Regions from separate parts of the Homo sapiens genome. Here region 2 is linked to region 1. Evidence: chromatin contacts called from ENCODE Hi-C data. All regions are on one chromosome and are shown on one strand. Each heading gives the region's core, a stretch centred on a gene start or an enhancer-like site at or near the end of the contact. The rest is flanking DNA. Distances are from core to core; before and after follow the strand shown.

The links. A loop is a pair of places that touch in the nucleus more often than their neighbours do. Pooled maps may share reads with other maps.
Region 2: a loop to region 1 is called in a map of CD8-positive, alpha-beta T cell, with 28 times the contacts of the local background. The contact joins the promoter of DEXI here to the promoter of TMEM186 in region 1. A Hi-C loop is called at or near these places in 4 of 168 maps with a recorded cell type or tissue (B cell, CD4-positive, alpha-beta T cell and CD8-positive, alpha-beta T cell) and 15 of 50 pooled maps.

What each region holds. Positions count from the first base shown.
Region 1 is chr16:8,794,187-8,799,281 of GRCh38, forward strand. It overlaps TMEM186 (transmembrane protein 186), which reads right to left and starts at 3,453. Exons shown (of 2, transcript NM_015421.4): 1 at 3,426-3,453; 2 at 994-2,404. The coding sequence starts at 3,428. The coding sequence ends at 1,766. PMM2 (phosphomannomutase 2) reads left to right here and starts at 3,653. Exons shown (of 8, transcript NM_000303.3): 1 at 3,653-3,762. The coding sequence starts at 3,697. RefSeq lists enhancers at 3,047-3,741, 3,380-3,429, 3,742-4,436.
Region 2 is chr16:10,940,655-10,945,957 of GRCh38, forward strand. DEXI (Dexi homolog) reads right to left here and starts at 1,814. Exons shown (of 2, transcript NM_014015.4): 1 at 915-1,814. The coding sequence starts at 1,351. The coding sequence ends at 1,064. It overlaps CLEC16A (C-type lectin domain containing 16A), which reads left to right and starts at 3,910. Exons shown (of 24, transcript NM_015226.3): 1 at 3,910-4,143. The coding sequence starts at 4,064. It also overlaps a transcript of CIITA not described here. RefSeq lists a silencer at 1,404-1,953 and enhancers at 3,523-3,702, 3,923-3,982.

The sequences.
Region 1 (5,095 bases), core at 2,203-4,702:
ATCCAGAGGGACAGAAAGCAGGTTAGTGGTTGCCAAGGGCTGGAAAAAGAAGGAAATTATTGCTCAATGGGTATATTAGTTCTGTTTGGGATAATGAAAATGTTCTGGAAATAGATGGTGGTGACGGTTGTACAACATTTTTTGTTTTGTTTGTTTTTGAGATAGTCTGGCTGTCTCCCAGGCTGGAGTGCATTGGTGCAATCTCGGCTCACTGCAACCTCTGCCTCCCGGGTTCAAGCTTCTCAAGTAGCTGGGAATACAAGTGCCCACCACCATGCCCAGCTAATTTTTGTATTTTCAGTAGAGACAGGGTTTTGCCATGTTGGCCAGGCTGGTCTTGAACTCCTGACTTCAAGTGATCCACACGCCTCAGCCTCCCAAAGTGCTGGGATTACAGGCATGAGACAGTGTGCCCAGCCTGTACAACATTGTTAATATACTTAATGTCCCTGAATTGCACACTTAAAAATGATTAAAAGGATAAATTTGTTAGGTGTATCTTGGTATGGTTAAGAAAAATGGAAGGCTACACAATAAAAAAAAATATTTTTTTTTTGAGACGGAGTCTCACTCTGTCGCCCAGGCTGGAGTGCAGTGGCGTGATCTCGGCTCACTGCAAACTCCGCCTCCCAGGTTCACACCATTGTCCTGCCTCAGCCTCCCGAGTAGCTGGGACTACAGGCACCTGCCACCACGCCCAGCTAATTTTTTTGTATTTTTTAGTGGAGACACGGTTTCACCCTGTTAGCGAGGATGGCCTCGATCTCCTGACCTCGTGATCCGCCACCTTGACCTCCCAACGTGCTGGGATTACAGGTGTGAGCCACCGCCCCCAGCGATAAAACATTCTTATTGACTTTCGAGTGGCAAAATAATAAAGATCATGCCTTCCTTCCTCTTTACTGTGTTACAAATTGTATAATGAACATATATTATTAATTATGTGGGGCAATGTATATAACTGGCTTAAGTTTATAAAATAACGTACCAGCATCCGGTGCATTTGGCTTTATTACACTGCAGGGCCATCCAAAGCAAGAGCCTCTAGACCTCTGGGTGGTGAACAAATCTCAACTGGGGTTTCGTGCCTACCTGGACGACATCTGCTCGTCAATGTGTAGTTAACATCCTGACAGACCCTTCTGCCGCTGGATATGTGAGGGGCACAGCACAGGGCTCTGGAAGTCCCTGCTGACTGCTCGAAGCCTTTCTCCCTGCTAAAACCTCTGACCAAATGCTTAATAATATCTGCTGTAGGCTGTTGAGTCTGCCACACGTTTGACATTTATTGTTTATTCCCACACCCATCCCATGAAACAAGCAGGACTTTCCATTTTACAGATGTGAAAACCAAGATTCAAAGAGACTCAATAACCTGCTCCAGGACAAATGACAGAACTGAGACTTCTGACTCCAAATCTTACGCTCCCCCGCCACACCTCTTTGCCTTTCTCTTTCACACCAATGGACTCTATGGGTGACCTTGGCATAGGTTCTTCTAAGAACTGGCTCTTAACAAAAACTTCTGGCCATTATCTGACTGAATGTCACAAACAAGTGCTGTAAGAACTTGCTTAGAGCCTTTTTCCTAAACCTGTACACCAGCTCTTGCCTTGTGAATTTATTCACCACAAAACACATGTTCCCAGGGGCCCAGGCAAAGTCTCCAAGTACCCAGTCCCCTTTCTTCAGCCTTGCCCACACCCTCAGCCTTCCTGTTAATCCAGGCGACCCAGGGTTACCCAGAGGTCCAGGTCCCAGTTGTTCACTTGAGCATCTGATGTACCCCAAACACCTGTGTGAAACGCTCTCTGTCCAGGATGCGTCCATAGCGCAGGGTGACGTAGAAGGTCTGTTTCCCACTGTACCGCTGGATACGCACAAACATCTCCTGAGGCCGGTCCTTGGTTTCTGTCAGGGGAATCACATCTGCCATGGGACAGTATGTGTCCTGCCGCCAGCCCCAGAAGTTCAGATGGGCCACCCGCAGCATGGTGCCAGACTCATTCAGATACAGGATACCAACCAGTCTCCGTAAGAAATAGCTCATCCAGCACAGCATGGTCAGGGCAAAGCCCGATATCCCACTCATGAGGCACACGGTGTTGAGAGTGAGGAGGCCCTGGGAGTACAAGTAATAGCCTGGTGGCAAAGCTACCACTGTCAGGGCAGTCTGTGCCAACTTCAGTCGTGACAGGAACCCGAAGGTTCTGATGGCATCAAAACGGTAAAACATCCAGAATTTCTCAGTCTCTGCGTTTGGTAGTTTCTCCTTCGAGATGGGTGAACTGCTGCCCACCCACCTCTTAGGATCCTCCTGCCCACTGCAGCACCACAGCCCATGGAGAGGCCTTTCCCACACAGCTTTTCCCCGAAACCTACGCACAGCTCGGAGAAGGGCAGCCTGAAAGGGAGACAGTAGACCATTTCTCTCATGGAACTCAACCACATTAATCACACGGTGAACATCTGCAAAGCACCATACTCTAAGGCTTCTGCCAATCCTGCAAGGTAACCGTTATTGCCAGACGAGGGAAGGGTAAAGCCAGATGCTATCTCATGTGGGCATCACAACAGCTATCTAAGATAGTTATCACTATTTCCACTTTACCACTAGGGAAACTAAGCCCAGAGAGGGTAAGATATTTACCAAAGATCACACAGTCAGTGAGTGCAGCAGAGTCCTCCTTCCACCAGGCAATTCCAAATAAATACAGGAAAGGAGGTGCGGCCGTCATTAATTCAAAACATATCCAGGGAGGACAAACTCTGGGCTGGACAATGTATCCACAAGGGGGTGTGAACATTTCCCCAAGCAGGAAACTAAATAATCAGTGTCTTAGTGGGGAACTCGAGCAACAAATCTGTGAGATATTTATTCCAATAAACTTTCTAATTCTCTGTTTGATTCATATGCTATCTTGGGTGCTGGAGGGAACTGCTGCTTTCTCTTAGCCTAGTCTGGGGAAGGGGAAACAGCGGAGAAGGAGAAGGAGCGAGGCAGGGAGGCCCCAACACGTAGCACAAGGGTATTACTAGGTGGGTAGTGAAGCAGTAAAAGCTCTTATTCCAATTCTGGCTCCAACAGTAATTTGTGAGCAAATTACTCCACACCCCTGAGATTCGGTTTCTTCGCCTTTCAAAATGGGGACTCAGAACACAGTGAACCAGAGGATGGTTTCAGAGTCCTCAACTTAGTACCTAATGCACTGTGAGAGCTCGGCGAGTTTTAGCTACTACTACTGTGCGCATGTGACCCAAGGAGGGCAAGAGAAAGCCCGGGAAAAGCGAACTGTAACACACGCCAGAGCTTCCTCCCACGGATCCTCGGAGTCCGAAACCCGAGCGTCGGGCCTGCCCGCCCCAGCCCTGACCCCGACCCCAAAGAGCATCACCCCCTCAAGGCTCGCCACCCGCCTCCTTACCATGGCCCCACCACCTGCTGCCGGAAGTAAATCCCACCGGCCCCCGGAACCCCTAAGAGCGCATGCTCGAATGTACAAGGCGGGCGTGATCTGCGTTGCACCCTGGGAGTTGCGGTCCAGGAATCGTGGCTGCCGCTACTCCCAGGCGTTATGGGAACGGAGTCCCCTCCTCTTCCCGACGTGCCCTGCGACTCAGCGGCCGAACCCGGAAGTTCCGGGCCGAGTTCCTCGTGCCAACGTGTCTTGTAAGGTGCGGCTAGAAACTGGGGACATGGCAGCGCCTGGCCCAGCGCTCTGCCTCTTCGACGTGGATGGGACCCTCACCGCCCCGCGGCAGGTAAGTGGCGGCCGGCGGGCTGCTGGCAGCCGACGCGGAGCCCGTGCTGTTCCCAGTTGGGGCTATCGACCACCCAGGGTAGGCGCCAAGGGGTGGCTAAGGACCGCCTACGTCCTCACGGCGCTGAACCCTATTCTGGGTGCACTGGAGGAATGAGAGGGAGGCCCTAACCAGCTCTTGAAGAGCTCTGGTGCTTGGAAAGATGAGACGGGGCTGAAGAACTCTTAAGAGCAGGAAACTTGTGCTAGGTTGGAAAATGTAATCTGGACTCACCGCTAGTGCTCGGGACTGATAGACCAGGATTTCAACCCAAGATCAGGCCCCCTTATCAGCTATGTGTCGGCCCCAATCCTGTAACCAATGGGCTGTGCCGTGAGTCATGATATTAAAAACAGGTTTCCAGGTCAAACCGACCTAGTGGAGTCTCATCTTCACCTCTTGACATCTGTGTGACCTTCAGCGAGTCATTAACCTCTCTGAGCCTCAACATCTACAGCTTTAAATGGGGATGTTACCTGTTCCATATGGTGTCTGTGAGGATCAAATGAGATTGTGTAAGTTCTTGAAAGTATGTTGGACACAACACACTAGGCCTCAGTAAATAGTAGCCACCTCCACCACACCCATCTCCAGCCCCTGCAATGGACTAGGGAGATGGAGGAGCCCTAGGTTATTACAGGCTGCCCGCTGAGAGCCTCTTTGGGCCCTTGGAAACTTGCTTTCCACTTTCAGATTTTGCTGCTACAGGCACAGATAAGTTTCAGTTACGATCAGCCTTGAGGTGAGGCTCTCCTGGCCCCTTTTCAGAAATTGGCCACTGAACACTGGCCATTTCAACTTGAGACTGGACCCCAATGGTCTCACTATCCTCAGCTTCTACCCTCACCCCTCATAGTTTTCGCTTGGTGGTAACAATGGTGTGCTCCAGAAGTCCAGGTCAAATGCGTGTGACCTTAGACGTATCATTTTGCCCTTCTCAGCCACAGGTTTGATTTACCTAGTGATGACGCTCAACTCCCAAGTTCTTCAAAGGCTTTTTCTGATTCTGAAATTCAGTGATCACACACTTGGGTTTGTTAAAAGCCCATAGTGGTCTAAAACTCCGGTCCCCAATTCATTTTTTGTAAAGGGCCATATAGCAAATACTTCTCTGTCTTTGCTGACTATGTGGTCTATAGTAACCACTCAACTTTAGTGCAAAACCAGCCATAAACCCTATATAAATAAGAGTGGCTGTGTACCAATAAAATTTTATTTATTTATTACAAAAACAAACAGCTGCCCAATGTGGTCTGTGGGCCATAGTGGTCTAGGGTTTACATTGCCACCCTTT
Region 2 (5,303 bases), core at 564-3,063, 2.1 Mb after region 1:
ATTGAGTCTAGCTGCCTCTCTTCCTTGTGACTATGACCAAGTCTTACTCCTTCCTGGACCTTCATTTCCCTACCTCTCACATACACAGTGGGCTGGATGCTGGATGCAAAGCTCCCTCGTCACAGCCCCAAAGACAGGACTTGACCATCTCAGTGCAATGACCCTGTGGTGCCTTCTCCCGAGGACCTAAGAGCCCCCTGAGCGCTTGCAAACACTGCAGACAAAGCGAGCCCTGGCACCAGCTCCCTGCCTGCCTGTTCTGTGAAGGGAGCCTACAAAACTGGCAGCCCCTGCAGTTCTGAGCTGCAGAACTGATGAGCTGGGGCACCCTGAAACCTGACTCCAAAATAGCAGCAAACCCAAGGCCAAAAGGAAGTACGGGCTTCTTTGCTTGCGATTTCTCCTCTCACAGCTTTGGCCTAGAGCCCCTGCACTTAATCCCCACCCAGCTACCCCAAGGGCCACAGTACAAAGGTGATTCGTGCCTGGCTCCCTGTGTCTTCTGACACCCCTAAATCTTTATCCTTCTAGGACAAGCGAGAATCCCCCAAAAGCCAAGGTCATCATCAAGCCAGGATGAGGACTGGAGGAGGAGCTGACAGCTCTGCCTCAAATGGATTTGGGAGCGAAGGCTTTTTCCATAAGCTTTGGGGGTAAGTCACAGAGCTACCCCAAATGTAACTTAGTCTCGGGGTCTCCTTCCTTTTCACCAGCTGTCCCCTTTGCTGGAGGAAGCTTTCCAGCCCAAACGAAGGGCTTAAGAGGAGTCTGGCCATTCCTGGCATCCAGTTAGACCTGGAGGAGGTGAACGGAGGAGAAGCCTGAGGGAGGGGTGTGTATCCGGCCTGGGAATTCCTCCCTCTCCCTTGCTAGCGCCCCAACCCGCCCTCATCCTGTTCAGAGAGGGCACTTACAGGCCTCGGAGGCAGGGGAGGGTCTCCTCCTGGGGAACCATCCCCGTCCAGATGGTGCCCCCAACCAGCTGCGGCGGCATGATCTGGGCGGCTGGTCCAGGGCATGGGTTGCGGATCGTGTAGGGAAGAGGGGAACAGCAGTCGAGACCCTACTCCAAGTACGCATCAAAGACGTCGAGCTCCGAGTCAGCATCGTAAAGGCCCGAGCCGGGGTCGGAGAGCACGCCGAGGTCCACGAGCGCCTGGTCCATGTCCTCGGGCAGGAAGACGAGGCCCACGTTGAGGACGATGTACTCCATGAGGAAGGCGTAGTACAGGATCAGCACATTGACGAAGAACAGGCCCACGTAGAACATAGAGGGCAGCAGCGGCGGCGGCACGTAGGGGACCAGGGGGCCCAGTGCGTCCAGGTGGGCCGCGACCCGGGCGCCGAGCATGCAGCGGGTGGCAAGGGCGGCGGCCCGGCGATCCCGGCGAACTCAGCCGCTGCGGCGCCCGGGCGGCCGGCGAGGGCACAGCGCAGCCATCCAGGGGTACCCTGGAGCCCGACAGAAGCAGGGCCGGGCTCCAGATGTCCCCTGGCAATTGCGCCCCGACCCCCGAAATGCGCCGGGCGGGTCACCGCACCCCGAGATGTGCCCCCAAGGATCTCTCGACCGCCCGGGCGGCGAGGCGGGCCCCCCTGAAGTGGCCCGCGGCTGCCCGGCTCCCTCGTGGCGCCTCCCTGGCGCTCGCAGGGCCTCGCAGAGCCGGTGGGGATCCCACCGCGGCTCAGTGTCTAGGGCCGGTCCCGGCAGCCTTCTCTCCCGCCCCGCCCCGCAGGTCCTCGCGCACCCCCCGCGCCCCCGCAGGCCCAGCACCCATGGCTGCGGCCGCCGCGTAGCCCTCCCGGTGGCGCTCGGAGCTCCGCCTCCCGAGGGGCCCCGAGCTCATTGGCAGGCCGCCCCCTGCACGCGCTAATTGGCCGGCTCAACGCCCGCGCTGATTGGCTCCGGCCGCCAGGGGGCGGGTACCGCTTCGCTCCGCCCCTCGGGGCCCTAGCGTCTGAGTTGCTTTCCTGGTTCGGGTCTGCCCTCAGATCTCAAATCGAATTCGCTCTGCGTATCGAATAGGGGGAGGTAAAAGAGACTGAACACAGTTCAAACCTAGACATAATGCTAAGGCCGCAAAAGCCGAAGGAAACCCGGGCTACCGCTGCACCTTGCTGCATGCCTCTTTGGGACTCCGTTTCTCCTTTAAAAGGAGGCGGGGTCGGGGAGGGGCGACGGACGGTTGCCCTGGAAATTTTGGACATTCCCAAAGCGCCAATTTTCATGGTGGAGATCCACCAGTGTCCCCTTCGCTTCTCCAAACTCTGGTTGCTGGAAGGTCCGCCCACTACGGAACCTGCATCCTAGAGTTAAGGAACACCTGAATAAAGAGATTCCGAGGTAGTTCAGATCTTCAACCATAAGGATGCTTTTTGTTTCTTTTTACTTTGTGAATCATGTTTAAAAGCAATAATACACATGGCTAAACATTCAAACAACCGTGAAGTACACAGAAAAGTGAGTCTCTCCCACCCACTGGTTCCCCTGCTCTTGGGTAACCGTTGCATGTCTTTCAGGAAAACATGATCTCGCCCAAAGAGCCTTCCAAAGCAGTTCAAGAAACCTTTAAATCTCAGGCCACACTGAGCTGAGTATTTTACATGCATCGCTTAATCGGAGGTATACAAGGCAGTGTAGTATGTATGTGCGTACTTTTTACAGATGAAAAATACGAGCCCAGGGATCCTACATTTCTGAGCCTGGGTGTGTTTCTTTGGAGGCCAGATCCTGTTCTTTTTTGCTCCATGACTTTGTCTTGCCCCACTCTATATGAATTACAGGACAAACCATTAACTCTCCACTCTTATCCATTTCTCCAACTGCTGAAGGTGAAACAAACCTTTACTCATTCATGCACTCTACCAATATTTGTTAAACACCTGCTATGTGCCAAACCTTGTGCTAGGCACTGGGGAGAACATTGGCCTCTGGCCCAGTTCTTTCTTGAGCAGAGTTAATGGGACACAGTGGACCTTTAATAAGGTTGATATGTAGAAGTGACTGAATGAATGAATGGATGGTAAACTTGAGAAGTCTTGCCCACACTGAACTTACCACTTCTAATCCAGGGTAGAAGTTAGATATATTCTGGCTCATGCAGAAAGTTGGGTGTTTCCTTTTTCATTTTAACGTGGTACTTTGGGAAATAGCATGGATTCTGGCTGAAGACCAGAGGAATCCTCTGGAAGTACAAAATGTTCAGTTTGGTGCATTGTTGCATCCAGCCTTTTCCAACACACACACACACACACACACACACACACACACACACACACACACACACACACACTTAATTGAAGTGGAAAAAGAAAAAGGCTGTCAGGACAAATAAGGTTGTTATCTAGTGCCGTTTTGGTTTATAAAGGGAATGAAAAATAAGGGTGCGTGCGTGGTTATGAACCCTGGTTTTGCCACTTGTTAACTGCATGATCTTGGGTAAGTCAACCTCTCAGTGACTCCGTTTCCCTGATGATAAAATAGGTTCGATAATAGTACCCAATTCATAGGATGGTTGTGAAAATTAAATACCTTAATATGTAAAGCCCTTAGGATAGTGGCTTTGCATAGTATACACCATCCAATACTATTCTTATTCTTATTATAAATCTAGTAATTGTTACTACAGTGGTGACTTTCCTTGACCCATCTACGCCGATTCCCTCTCCGGGACTGCGCCCAAAGCTTCCAATTCCCGCCCACCCGGAGGATTCTGCGGTCGCTCCTCCTCTCGCCCCGCCTTTTGTGGATGGCCGTAGGCCCGCGGTTGCACGATGCATGCCGGGCCTTGTAGTCCGTTCGCGGAGTCCTGCCGCCGAAGGCCACGCGGGTGAACTGCATTTCCCAGCGCCCCACGCGGCGGCGGCCGTAAAGCGCGGCGGTCGAACGGCCGGTTCCGGCTGAATGTCAGTGCTGGGCTGTGGGCCGGGGAGGAAGGCGGCTCGCGGTTCCTCCACCGCCTCCGCCGCCGCATCCTCCGCTTGTGCTACCGCCGCGGGCGCTGGGCCGCTCTGCTGGTCCGGCATGAGACCGTGAGACGAGAGACGGGTCGGGGCCGCCGACATGTTTGGCCGCTCGCGGAGCTGGGTGGGCGGGGGCCATGGCAAGACTTCCCGCAACATCCACTCCTTGGACCACCTCAAGTGAGTGTGGGGGGCGTAGCGGGAGGCCTCGGGGCTGGACAGGGGGACGGGGCGCCGAGCTCCGGGTCGGGGCTCTAGGAGGCGTGAGAGCGGCGGCGAAGGGCGCCCGGGGAAGCCCGTGTGGTGGTTAAGAGCGAGGGCTCGGGAGTCAGGGCGCCTGGGTTCGAACCCTGACCCCGTCGCTCTTGGCTGTGTGACCTTGGACAAGTCGCTTAATTTCTCAGAGTCTCCGTATCCCCACCTGTAAAGCGAGAGGATGCGATTTCAGTTTATGGACACAGACTTTGTTCTTGACGGTGTCCACCAAGTTTCCTGGCGGGGTACTTCTTAAACTGAACAGCTTAGAGGGTCAAAGGCCTGGGTCCTGGAGTCGGGCAGATCTGGGTCCGAATCTATCTGTGTGAATGTAGGCCTCAGGTTCCCCACTTGTAAAAAGAGTAGAGTGACAGCACCTGCTTCCTGCTATTGTGTTGAGAGTTGGTTGGATAAGAGAATGAACGTTAAGCTCAGAACACGTACAATTGCTCATTAAACGGCATTAATTATTATAAAAGAACAGATTATTTTCCGAGGGGAGTCTAAGCTGGGGGCATGCACGCTGAGACCCAGGATTTTGGGGCGATTGGGGAGGATGATGAAAAATAGAGACCTCTGAGGAGGGAATGACTCTACAGCTCTGGGGGAGGACAGGTGGCAGATAGGGTCTTGGGACCAGGAGTGCAGAAATTAAGAGGCTGGCTTTGCAGCCACACCTGCGTTCAAATCCTGAAACCACCATTTACTGGCTGTGTGACCTTGGGCAAATTACTTCACCTCTCTGAGCCTCCAGATTCCCATTTGCAAATGGGGATCGTGAACATTGTAATGGAAATGGAAGGTGACTGACCCAGTAGGTACATAGTAGGTGGCCAGTAGTGGTAGCTGTGTTTATTATCAGCTCAGCGAGGCCTTCCCAGACCACCCTACCTAACGTGCTCCCCCCATCCCAGTTCCTATCCATCACATCTTTCTCTTGCTTTCATTGAGTGCTTCTCCACTCTCTGCGATTATTCTTTATTTTTTATTTATACTTATTTTCTGTCTTCTGTTAAACTGGCACTTCACGAGGGCACAGACTGCTTGGTTTGTTCACAGTTGTATTCCCAGCATCTAGGACTGCT